Linked DNA regions of Homo sapiens: regions 2 and 3 are each linked to region 1. Evidence: chromatin contacts called from ENCODE Hi-C or POLR2A ChIA-PET data. All regions are on one chromosome and are shown on one strand. The core of a region is the stretch at or near the end of the contact, and the rest is flanking DNA. Distances in the headings are between cores, read along the strand shown.

Region 1 (4,022 bases), core at 1,181-3,680:
TTTGAGACAGTCTTGCTCTGTCACCCAGACTGGAGTGTAGTGGCACTATCTTGGCTCATTGCAACCTCCACCTCCCGGGTTCAAGCAATTCTGCCTCAGCTTCCCAAGTAGCTGGGATTACAGGTGCCCACCACCACGCCCAGCTAATTTTTTTTTTTTTTTTTTGAGATGGAGTCTTGCTCTGTCACCCAGGCTGGAGTGCAGTGGCGTGATCTCGGCTCACTGCAACCTCCGCCCCCCAGGTTCAAGCGATTCTCCTGTCTCAGCCTCCCAAATAGCTGGGACTACAGGCGTGTACCACCACGCTGGCTAATTTTTGTATTTTTAGTAGAGACAGGGTTTCAACATGTTGTCCAGGCTGATCTCGAACTCCTGACCTCAGGTGATCCGCCCGCCTCGGCCTCCCAAAGTCCTGGGATTACAGGTGTGAGCCACAGCACTTGACCCCTCTCCCCTCTTCAGGGCTGCCCATCCTCCTTCCTCCTAATGTCCCTTCCAGAAGGCTGAGAGCTCAAAATCTGAATTCAGCCACTTCTCCCCCACTCCTCAGCCTCCACTCTGGTCCCAGCCACCAGCGTTTCACCCTTGGACCACTGAAGTCACTTCCTCACCAGCTCCTTGCCCACACCCTCGCCCCCTGGAAGTCTGTCCCCTAACTAAGTCCTCATGTCCCTCCTCTGCTCAGAGCTGGTGGGTGGCTCCTGCCTCAGAGTGAAAGCCAAAGCTGTCACCATCACCCACAAGGCTCTAGATCTGTCCCTGCTCCTTGCCTCAGAAACTACACCTTCTACCACTTCTCCTTGCTTTCTCTACTCCAGCCCCACCAGACTTCGTTCTGCCCTTGAACACGGCAGGCTCTCTCTGACCTCAGGGCTTTGGCACTGGCTGTTCCCTCTACCCCAGATGTCGCCATGGCTCACTCCCTCACCTCTTTCACGTCTCTACCAAGATGTCACCTCCTCAGAGAGGCCCTCCCTTGACCTTCCTATCTAAAGTAGGAAGGGGCCAGGCATGGTGGCTCATGCCTGTACATCCCAGCACTTTGGGAGGCCGAGGTGGGCGGATCACTTGAGGTTCGAGACCAGCCTGACCAACATGGTGAAACCCGTCTCTACTAAAAATACAAAAATTAGCCAGGCGCGCTCCTGTAATCCCAGTTACTCGGGAGGCTGAGGCAGGAGAATCGCTTGAACCCAGGAGGCAGAGGTTGCAGTGAGCCGAGATGGTGCCAGTGCACTCCAGCCTGGGCAAAAGAGCGAGACTCTGTCTCAAAAAAATAAATAAATAAATAAATAAATAGAGTAGGAAGGTCCTCTCCCCCATCATGCCCTACATCCTTAGCCCACTTTCCTTTTCTTCATAGCCAATGCTCATCACCCGTCGATTGTTTTCCCTTGGGAAGGAGATTTCAATATTGCCAGGTCCTTCCATTTACCAAAATATGTCTAAAGTGTAGATTTTTTTAAGATTGCAAAACCTGGCGATTCTTAAACACGAGCAATAAATTCATGTCTTGAAAAATCAGGGTGCTGGCCTCGTAAAACACATCAGGGGCTACCTGCTGAATGCCAGTGTCTGGCCTCTGCCTTAGCCCTCTCTTAGAACCACCCATCCATTTCACAGATGGGGAAACTGGGACCTGGGGAGGACCAAGGACTGTTTCCCCAAGTCGTCCGTGGCCCCCAAATCCACTAACCCACACCCTGGTCCCACAGGCCCCATCCTATCCTCTTCGTCCTAACAGCCCCCAGCCTCCCAGGGGCCCCGCATCTCCTTGTCCTACCACTCCAGGAGGGACCTCATCCTCGTCGAGGGGTATCACAAATTTCTTCCTTGCTGGCGGCCCTGAGGGCTGGGGCACCCCCTCTTTGTCCTTCCCAGGGTCCATCTGGAGCCTGAAAGGGAAGGTGCCAGGAGCGAGTGAGCCACTGGCGTCTACGTTCTCATCCCGCAGCAGGAACCCCCCACTCACAGCCGTCCCCCACAAAACTCCGAGAGCTCCATAGCGTCAGGTCCCCAACACCCAGCGCTAGAGGCTCTGTAACGCCACGCCCCTTTGACCTCCACCTTCGGCTCGCCCCGCCCCTTACAGGTCCACAAGTCCCATCGCTCCGCCCCTCGCCCCCACCGGATTCTATTGGCTCCGTCCCCACCATCCCCCGCCTTCCGTTCGTCCGGCCCCCGAGGCTAGCATCTGGACGCCCTCCCCACGCCTGGCCTTGTCCATCTCTCAGACTCGGCAATGATTGGCTTCCGCGGCGCCAATCTCCACCCGCAGTCTCCGCCTCCCGCACCTGTGGTCCGGGCCTCACGGTTTCAGCGCCGCGAGGCCTCACCTGCTGGTCTTGGAGCCTCAAGGGAAAGACTGCAGAGGGATCGAGGCGGCCCACTGCCAGCACGGCCAGCGTGGCCCAGGGCTCGCAGCACTTCCGGCCTCTCTGGCCCCGCTCCCCAGGAGAGTAGAGCATAGAGCAGGGCGATCTCTGTACAACTCTCTATGGTTCTGGAGGACCGCGGAGGTCGTGGGAGGAGAGAGATGTGGCCTGAGGATCTGGCTCCCAAACTGTTAAGTTTCAAAGCCCTTACTGAGCGCTTCTGTGTGCCCAGAATCCTGGCAGGGCTCAGTGGAGAACAGATCGCAGGAGATCCAACTTGGTCCCTCCTCTCAGTAAGGAGAGACTTAAGTTTGAATCCAACTCAGACATTGACTTGGCTTCAGTTTCCTCATTCATTCATTTATTCCACACCTATTCCCCCCACGCGCTTCCTCTCTTCCCGGTCCTGTGCGAGTCCGTGCTGGTGACACAGCAGTGACCAACGACAGCCCCGTGTTGTCCTCCCGGAGCTTACGGTTCAGTAAGGGACACAGACACGTTCCCAGTGCTGACCCAGAATGGGCAGGTCTGGGATGGGAGATCCCGGGAGAGCCGTGGGATGGGGGTCAGGGGGAGCGCCTGACTCAGCCCCGGAGTCCGGAAGGGCTTCCTGGAGGAAGGGACATCTGAGCAGGGGCCTGGCTGATGAGTTAGTATTAGTCACTTCCTGAAAGGATAGTATCACACTGTTCTAACTTGCAGCTCTCTGATTACTAAGGAAATGGAATGTTTTTTGTGAAAGTATTGGTCTTGTAAATTTTGTCTTCTGTGAATTGCTTGCTCATATTCCTTGTCCATTTTTAAAATGGGTTGTATGGCTTTTTTATTACTATTAATTTCTAGGGGTACTTTATGGATTCTGATTCTAATCCTTAGTTACCCATATTGCAAACATTTCCTCCTAGTTTCTACTTTGGGCTTTAACTTTAGTTATTTTTGGCACAGAAGTTATTTGTGTTTATGCGCAACTATTTATCAATCTGTTCCGTTCTGACTTTTGCTTTTGGTGTGTTAAGAGCCCTGCCATAACCCAGGGTCATAATGATAAATTCTTTTTTTTCTTTTTTTTTTTTTTTTCGAGACGGAGTTTCGCTCTTATTACCCAGGCTGGAGTGCAATGGCGCGATCTCAGTTCACTGCACCTCCCCCTCCCGGGTTCAAGCGATTCTCCTGCCTCCTTAGTAGCTGGGATTACAGGCATGTGCCACCATGCCCGGCTAATTTTTTTTTTTTTTTTTTTTTTTTGTATTTTTAGTAGAGACGGGGTTTCACCATGTTGGCCAGGCTGGTCTCAAACTCCTGACCTCAGCTGATCCTGAGGTCACTTTGTGACCTCCCAAAGTGCTGGGATTACAGTGCACGGCTATAATGATATATTCTATCATTTCTTTTATCTACGTAAAAGATAAAAGCCCCGTGTTGTCCTCCCAGAGCTTACAGTTCAGTGAGGGACACAGACACGGTCCCAAACAGTAATGACCTAGAATGAGCAGGTCATCTGGCTTTAATCTATGTAAGATTTATTTATTTATTTATTATTTTTTGAGATGGAGTTTTGCTCTTGTTGCCTAGGCTGGAGTGCAATGGAGCAATCTAGGCTCACTGCAACCTCCGCCACCCACATTCAAGCAGTTCTCCTGCCTCAGC
Region 2 (4,192 bases), core at 1,635-4,134, 170 kb before region 1:
TGCTGTTTTCTTTTTTTCTTTTTTGAGACGGATTCTCACTCTGCCGCCCAGGCTGGAGTGCAGTGGCGCGATCTCAGCTCACTGCCAGCTCCGCTTCCCGGGTTCACGCCATTCTCCTGCCTCAGCCTCCTGAGTAGCTGGGACTACAGGCGCCCGCCACCGCGCCCGGCTAATTTTTTGTATTTTTAGTAGAGACGGGGTTTCACCGTGGTCTCGATCTCCTGACCTCGTGATCCGCCCGCCTCGGCCTCCCAAAGTGCTGGGATTACAGGCGTGAGCCACCGCGCCCGGCCACATGCTGTTTTCAAGGTTCATCCACTTTGCAGCCTCCCTCTCTGTAAGCCTCGGTCCCCCCACATCTGGGAAATGGGGTGGGGACGCTGTTGGGGAAGGGAGGGCAGGGGTGGACCCTGGAGTGTGTGGGGCGCGTGTAGGGAGGTGATCGGCTGCCCCCGTGTGGTGCACGGTAGAACTGCAGCTCTCAGCGCCAATGCAGGGAACGGGTTGGGGGCGCTCAGCCCCTCTAGCCTACCCCCAAGACCCCCACTTTCACCCTGCGGCGTCCCTGGGATCACAGTACGTCTAGAACACTACCCCGGAACTCCACCCTCTCTGCCACTGTCCCTGAGGCTCCTCGGGCCATATTTGCCAAATAGTAATAATAATGTCCCCACATATGAATTTTGAATCTGGTCCCCTGTGAAGCACTTTACTCAAAGATTCTCATTTATTTGTTAGCAGTAACATTAAAATAACAAATAAATATAAACAAATTGACAAATAAAAATAGTAGCAGCCTGAGGTTGCTGCTATTATTTTTCGGAGACAGGAAACCACAGTGGTTGAGAGAGGGTCCAAGTTCTGGAACTTGGGAGCACTTGGATTCAAATTGTAGCCCTGCCACTAATTTGCCGTGTGACCTTCAGCGTGTGACGTTTCTCCCTTCCTTGGGCCTCTGTTTCCTCATCTGCAAATGGGATTGATAAAGATGCTCCCTACCTCTTGGGGTGGCAGAAAGGAGAAACTGCTCAGAGCCTGGCACAAGGGCAACTGCCATGAGTCTGTGTTGCTCATAGTATCAAGCAGTGCTGTGCTTTCACAACCAGCTTTTGGCTGAGTGCAGGGTAGTCCCAGCACTTTAGGAGGCCGAAGTGGGAGGATCGCCTGAGCCTGAGAGTTGGAGATCAGCCTGGGCAATATGGCTACAAAAAATTAGCTGGGCGTGGTGGTGCACACCTGTAGTCCCAGTGACTTGGTGGGGCTGAGCTGGGAGGATTGCTTGAGCCGGGGATGTCCAGGCTGCGGTGAGCCATAATCGTGCCACTGCACTCTAGCCTGGGTAATGCAGTGAGACCCTGTCTCAAAAACAAAACAAAGCAAAGCAAAACAAAACACCCCCAGCTCTCTGCAGGTGGGGGTGTGGAGCCTTAATTTGTAGCATTTGCCAATTTCCATGGTGTAAATATTCCCACCATGGCTAATTTCAAGCTACCAAGGTGATATCACATGGCATTTTTGCCCCCCATTATATAGTAATTTTACTGTGCAGCTACAATAGACGTAGGTAACCTCAAGATCACAGATAATGGCAAATGTAGTAAGATAACTAGGACGTGATGAGTATGTATTACTTGTACCTTTAATGTAATTTAATTGTATGTTTGCATAATTTAATTTTTAATAATGGCTGTGTTTAACAACCAGTTCCAAAATTCCTGAGACATAACAATCAGCTCGCTCCAGCCAGATCCAGCACACTGCTGTTTTAGAAGGGGAAACTGAGGCTCAGGAAAATAAGCCTCAGATAGAAGAAGGCAGGGCACAGACCCCTTCCCAAAACCATGTGACTCCCAGGCCAAGACTATGTAATGCCTGTCTTTCTTTCATCCCACCCTGGTCCACAGAGCATGGATGGTCCCCACAGCGCTGTGTGGCCTCCGAGAGGCTCTTGTCCTCTCTGGTCTCAGCCTGCCCGCATGGGGAGTGGCTGTGCCCTGCAGGCGAATACCTGCACAGGGTTCCTTCGCACCTGCCAGTGAGCAACACACGGATTCTTCCTTTCACTTTACAAACTGGGAAAGTGAAGCCCAGAAAGGGCAAGTGCTTGCCCCGGGTCATACAGGTGGACAGAGAGGGTCCCCACACCCCAGCTGGGGTGCAAAGGAGTGGATGCTGCAGCCCCAACCTGCGGGTCTGGATCTATGTGGCTGAGTGGAGGCAGCCTGACTAGGGAGGTCACTGAGCCCTCAGCAGTGGCCAAGCCCCGCACACCATCCCCTTCACCCACCCCACCCTTAGGCCTCCGAGGGGAGAGCTTCCCCCGCTCCCCCCCGCCAACTGGGGAGAGAATGGGCCAGGGGGAGGGACAATGTGGGCAGCGCCTCTGGGGTCTTCTCTGGCTCAGTCCCTTTATCTCTATCTCTTCACAGATCTCTGCGTCTCTGTATCTCTTTGTCTCTCCCTGTGTGTGTGTGGGGTCTCTCTCAGTCTTTGTCCCTCTGCGTCTCTGGGTCTCTCTGTCTCTGTCTCCCTGCGTCTCTCTCTCTCTGTCATCTGGCTCTTCCTTCATCTCCTTGCGCCTCTCCACCCTTTTGTAACTCGTCTCTCTCTCTTCGTGTCTCTCTATCTCTACGTCTCTCGATCTCTCTCTCTGCGTCTCTGGCGCTCTGCCCCGGCCTCTCTCTCCCCTTCTCTCCTCTCCAGTGCGCCTCTCGTCTCGGGCGAGAACACGCTCCCCGCCGGCGTGCCCAGACCCGCCTCCGCCCCCGGAGCCCCCGGAGCCCCCGGCGCCCCGACCAGCCCGGGCCTGCGCCTTTAAGGGCCGGCGGCGGGGGGCGGGGTCCCGGCGCCCCGCCCTGCCCGCCCCTCCCCCTGACGTCCCTTCCTCCCTCCCCAGCCCCTCCACCGCCTCCCTCCGCCGCCGCTTGGGCCGGCTCCGCGCCCCCTCCGCGGCCCCCGCCCGCCCGCCTGCCCGCCGCCCCCATGGCGCCCGGGGTCCCCGCTGCACGGGGCCACTAGGACCCTCGGCGTCCCTTCCCCTCCCCCGCCCTGCCCCCTCTCCCGCCGCGCGGACCCGGGCGTTCTCGGCGCCCAGCTTTTGAGCTCGCGTCCCCAGGCCGGCGGGGGGGGAGGGGAAGAGAGGGGACCCTGGGACCCCCGCCCCCCCCACCCGGCCGCCCCTGCCCCCCGGGACCCGGAGAAGATGTCTTCGCGGACGGTGCTGGCCCCGGGCAACGATCGGAACTCGGACACGGTGAGTGGGGCCCGGCCCCTTGGGGAGCCCTGGCTGGGTCCAGCCGCCAAACCCTTCTCCCCGTTGTACCCCTCGCCCCGCGAGCCCCTACCCTCGTTTCCTGGGCCCGACCCGGCTCGTCACCTCTCGACCCCTCCCGGACTTCCAGGCCTCTCCACCCTCCCCACCTTTTCCAGCCCAGCCCGACCCCTGGGGGCGCCCCTCTCTCGGGACCCCTCTCTTGTCCCCGTGCAGACCGCTTCCGCTCGGGTCTGTTCCCTCCAGGAAGCCCCTTCCCCTGCTTCCAGGAGCCCCTCCCTTCTCTTGCCTGTGCTAAGCCGTTTCCCCTCCAGGCCGTCCGCGTCCGACACCTCGCCCCCTCCCGGATTTGCAGGGCCCCTGACCCCCCAAGGCCCGGCCCTGGCACTCTCAGCAGGGCCTGGCCCAGTCCTGCCTCTGGCTCCGGCCTTCCCTGTCTGGGGCTGGGTGCCGGCTCCCCAGGAGCCCCCCTCCTCTTATTCCCAGCCCTCTGCCCCTCCAGGACGCACCCAGGGCGCCTGTGGGCAGCCCCTGGCAGGAAGCTGGTTTCCACCTCTCCTGGGCCCCGGCCCTTTTCTGGCTTCTTCAAGGTCTCTCCCGTCCCAGGCCTGGTCCCCATCTTCCAAGCAGCCCTGTCCCTAGATCCCAGCACCCCGGGGCCCCCAGATGCCACCTGGACCCTTTCTGGTCTCTTCCTCTCCCAGGAAGCCTTGGCCTCCAACTTCTAGGCCCTCACCTCACCCAGGCTGGTATTTCTAGGCCCTGGACCAGTCTGACTCCAGGCCTCATCCGCCCTCTATCAACTTCTCAGCTTCAGGCAGCCCCTTCCCCAACCCCCAACCTCTGGACCCCCTGCTAGGCCAAACTCAGACCCCTTCCCCACAAACCACCGTCCTTTCTCCTGCCCCAGGGCCTCCCCCT
Region 3 (4,118 bases), core at 739-3,238, 190 kb after region 1:
CAGGAAGCCCTCCCTGATTCCCTCCAAGAGTAGGCCAGATGCCCCACCCTGGGTTTCCCTGTCTCAGACCTGCTCACTCTGGGTCATCACTGTCTGGGGACAAGTCTGCCTCCCCCACTGGACTGAGAGCCACAGGAGAGCAGGGCCGTCAGTCATGGTCACTGCCAAGCCCACGGCAGGCACAGAACTGCTCAGGGAATATGTGTTTGCTTCATTCGTGCCTGAATGAATGGGTGGCTAGGGCACCGGCAGTGTGGATCTCTCCTGGCCAGTTACCACGCCCATTTGGTTTCATTTTATTACAGCTCTAATGAGTCATCTCACCCTACCCTTTCCTCTTACACAAATACAGCCCACATGCAGTAAAGCAGTGAGCTTCCCACACTGGAGGTAAGCAGTAAGACTCTGGAAACCACCAGCGGGGATGTCTCTCAGAACTACTGTCCTCAGTGAGACCTCTCTCATTCCAGAACTCACCAAACACCCCAAACCCTAGGACACAAGTAGCTGTGGCCCATTCCATGTTCCTCACAGCATCCGCACTGGTGATCTGCTTACAGGTAGCCGGGTCCCCTGGGGCAGAAAATGGGAGGAGACATTCAGAGTTGGAAGAACTACCCAGTAAACCCATCCCTTTCTTAGACAATCGGAGCTGAGGTCCAAGACAGAGGAGGCTAAGGTCCCAGGGCTCATTCTACCTGTCAGGACTGGCTGAGAAGGCATCACATGCTGGGGTCTTCACAGCCCGCAGCGTAAGCAGGAGCATCTACTTTTAAACCCGCATCTGGCCGGGCATGGTGGCTCACGTCTGTAATCCCAGGAGGCAGCATGAGCCACAGCATCTGGCTGGATCACCTGAGGTCAGGAGTTCGAGACCAGCCTGGCCAAGATGGTGAAACCCCATCTCTACTAAAAATACAAAAATTAGACCAGGTGTGGTGGCTCATGCCTGTAATCCCAGCATTTTGGGAAGCCAAGGCAGGCGGATCACCTGAGGTCAGGAGTTTAAGACCAACCTGGTCAACATGGCGAAACCCTGTCTCTACTAACAATATTTTAAAAATTAGCTGGGCGTGGTGGTGGACACCTGGAATCCCAGCTACTCAGGAGCCTGAGGCAAGAGAATCGCTTGAACCTGGGAGGCGGAGGCTGCAGTGAGCCGACATCGTGCCATTGCACTCCAGCCTAGGAGACAAGAGGGAAACTCCCATCTCAAAAAAAAAAAAATACAAATACAAATATTAGCCGGGCATGGTGGTGTGCTCCTGTAATCCCAGCTACTCAGGAGGCTGAGGCAGAAGAATCACTTGAACCTGGGAGGCGGAGCTTGCAGTGAGCCGAGATCGCGCCACTGCACTCCAGCCTGGGGGACAGAGCAAGACTCCGTCTCAAAATAATAATAATAATAATAATAATAATAATAATAATTAAAAATTTAAAAATGTAAAAAAAGAAACCTGCATCCTACCCATCCGACCGGAAAGGGGAGGAGTTGACTAAAAGTGGGGTATACCAGGGAGAAAATGAGAAGCCAGCGGTCCCTAAATTCCAAATCAGAACCAGCCTTGAATACCAAGGGAGCGAGGCTTGAAGCCCCTCCCTCCCCTCCCAGAACTCAGGGAAGTCTGCAAATGAGACGGAGGAAGTAATGTCTCTGGGTCCCGGAGAACTCACAGTACAGAATCTCATAGTCCCCGGAGTTGGTGACAAAGCAGCTGCTGTCCTGGGCCCAATCCAGGTGGGTGATAAAACTGGAATGGCCCTGCGGGGGAGGGAAGGGATGGTGTTAGAGCTGCAGAGGGCGGAACCAAGGAGAGGGGGACAGGATTAAATCAGGAAAGTGGAAGTCAAATACAGAGGTAGGGCGAGAACACAAGGGGACTAAAGGAAGGATACACAGGCCTTTGGAGTATGGGGGCAGGGCCAGAATACTGTGGGCGGGGCCAGACTGTGATGGGCAGGGCTAGACAAAAAGCACTTAGAACACAATGGGAGTTTAGAACAGGTGGGCAGGGCTAGACACGGAGGAGCTGGCTTTGAATGTTGAGGGGCGGGGCTACACAGAGGGGCGGTCTCGGAACGTGAGGGGCGGTCTCGGAACGTGAGGGGCGGGGCTACACAGATGGGCTTAGCACGTGGGGGCGGGGCTACACAAAGGGGCGGGCTTAGAACACACGAGGTGGTGAATGTGTGGACGTGGCCAAGACTCCTTGCTCTGATCAGGGCAGAATCAGTTGAGTGTTGAAGCTGCGCTCCCTTGAGGTAGAAAATTGGTTAATTTTGCACCCCCTGGGCGGGGTGGCGGCGCGGGCTGGGGGCCACTGCCCACTCACCGAGCACTTGCCCAGGCGGCTGACCTTGCGGCCGCCCTGGTCCACCGTGTACACGTACACCAAGTTGTCGTGGGAGCCCACGGCCAGGTACGCCCCGTCTGGGGGAGGGGGAGGGGGGCTATGAGGAGGCACCCAGGCTCCATCCCCTCCTCGCCCAGACTCAGCCCCCTCAACAGTCCCCAGCTCCATCCCCACTGCATCCCTCCTAGGCCTCGCTTCGCAGGCTCCACCCCTCCCCCTGCCAAGAGCTCTGAGCCTCTGTCCCCTGGCCCTGCCGCTTGGGTGTCCCAGGCCTGCCGCTTACCTGGGGAGAAGCTGACCACTGAGATCTGTTCATTGCCGTCTGTGTGGATAGCCACCAGGTCATGGGTCTCCGTGTCCAGCAGCAGCCATCTTGAAGGAGAGGGCGTGGTGGGGGGAGGAGGGGTGAGCTGATCTGACAGAGAGAGGCCGCAATCTGTGGGGTCTAAGGGAGGGATCAGAGGGACCCCAGAAGTGACCTGGGCTGGGCACGGTGGCTCAGGCCTATAATCCCAGCACGCTGGGAGGCCGAGGCGGGTGGATCACTTGAGGTCAAGAGTTCGAAATCAGCCTGGTCAACATAGCAAAACCCCGTCTCTACTAAAAATACAAAAATTAGCCAGGCGTGGTGGCACGTGCCTGTAATCCCAGCTACTTAGGAGGCTGAGGCACGAGAATTGCTTGAACCCGGGAGGCAGAGGTTGCAGTGAGCTGAGATCGCGCCACCGGACTCCAGTCTGGGCGACAGAGCAAGACTCTGTCCCCCCAAAAAACAAAACAAAACAAGGCCAGGTACAGTGGCGGTGGCTCACGCCTGTAATCCTAGCACTTTGAGAGGCTGAGGCAGGTGAATCACTTGAGGTCAGGAGTTCGAGACCAGCCTGGCCAACATGGTGAAACCCCGTCTCTACTAAAAATAAAAAAAAATTAGCCAGGCATAGTGGTGGGCGCCTGTAATCCCAGCTACTCGGGAGGCTGAGGCAGGCAAATCGCTTGAACCTGGGAGGCAGAGGCTGCAGTGAGCCAGAGGAATATTGAGGGATCAGGGCTCGGTAAATAGTGGGATTTGGGAAAGTAGGAAAGAGGGAAGAAGGGCCAGTTCCCCAGGGAGCAGAGAAGGCCTCCCGAAATGCTCTCCTCAGCTTTACCTGCCAGTCACTGTACCCACAGCCAGGACAGAGCCACTGGGGTGGAAGCCGGCTGAGCGGGCAGGGTCCTGAGAAGGGAGAGAGAAGAGGCAGGGCTCAGAGCTGGGGTCCCATGTCCATCTGGACATTCTCTTGCCTCAGGGCCAAGTCTAATCTTTGCATGAGGGCTCTCCCCTCCCTCTGCTGCCCTTTGGGACACCCCCACCCCAGACACCATGGCAGCCATTCCTCTTTACATTTCTGTAGCATGTTAACCTGAACAGAAACCATTCCTCCTGTCACTCCTGTCCCGGGATCCCTCCTTACTCCTCTTCTAAATTCCCACAGCTTTATTCATCCAAGACGACTTCTTTAGATAATTTCCTAGATGTGGGAATGCTGGGACAAAGGGCATCTAGAATTTTAAGACTTTATTTTTGTTTTTTATTTTTTAAATTTTTATTTATTTTTTTGAGATGGAGTTTCACTCTGTTGCCCAGGCTGGAGTGCAGTGGCACGGTCTCAGCTCACTACAACCTCCGCCTCCTGGGTTCAAGCGATTCTCCTGGCTCAGCCTCCCAAGTAGCTGACATTACAGGCGCCCACCACCACGCCCGGCTAATTTTTGTTTTTTTTT

Evidence for each region. A loop is a pair of places that touch in the nucleus more often than their neighbours do. ChIA-PET counts read pairs that join two places held with the same protein, here RNA polymerase II (POLR2A). Pooled maps may share reads with other maps.
Region 2: a loop to region 1 is called in a pooled map, with 4 times the contacts of the local background. The contact joins the promoter of MARK4 here to the promoter of ERCC1 in region 1. A Hi-C loop is called at or near these places in 2 of 50 pooled maps. POLR2A ChIA-PET finds 5 or more read pairs at or near these places in 3 of 52 experiments (A673, WTC11 and activated CD4-positive, alpha-beta T cell).
Region 3: a loop to region 1 is called in a pooled map, with 4 times the contacts of the local background. The contact joins the enhancer-like site here to the promoter of ERCC1 in region 1. A Hi-C loop is called at or near these places in 4 of 50 pooled maps. POLR2A ChIA-PET finds 5 or more read pairs at or near these places in 4 of 52 experiments (A673, Panc1, WTC11 and 1 more).

Annotation. Positions count from the first base shown.
Region 1 is chr19:45,421,487-45,425,508 of GRCh38, forward strand. It overlaps ERCC1 (ERCC excision repair 1, endonuclease non-catalytic subunit), which reads right to left and starts at 2,431. Exons shown (of 10, transcript NM_001983.4): 1 at 2,295-2,431; 2 at 1,784-1,895. The coding sequence starts at 1,888. RefSeq lists enhancers at 2,417-2,506, 2,567-2,616, 2,865-3,159.
Region 2 is chr19:45,248,387-45,252,578 of GRCh38, forward strand. MARK4 (microtubule affinity regulating kinase 4) reads left to right here and starts at 2,885. Exons shown (of 17, transcript NM_001199867.2): 1 at 2,885-3,253. The coding sequence starts at 3,203. RefSeq lists silencers at 2,560-2,939, 3,170-3,319 and an enhancer at 3,793-4,192.
Region 3 is chr19:45,614,128-45,618,245 of GRCh38, forward strand. EML2 (EMAP like 2) reads right to left here. Exons shown (of 19, transcript NM_012155.4): 13 at 3,503-3,570; 14 at 2,638-2,726; 15 at 2,334-2,431; 16 at 1,675-1,762; 17 at 478-573. Among named protein-coding and RNA genes, the nearest start is that of GPR4, 14 kb to the left of the region's middle. RefSeq lists a silencer at 1,919-2,168 and enhancers at 1,982-2,820, 2,821-3,658. Within about 2 kb of position 1,989, at least 10 of the 41 ENCODE cell types and tissues checked have a DNase peak (open chromatin) inside an H3K27ac peak, as active enhancers do.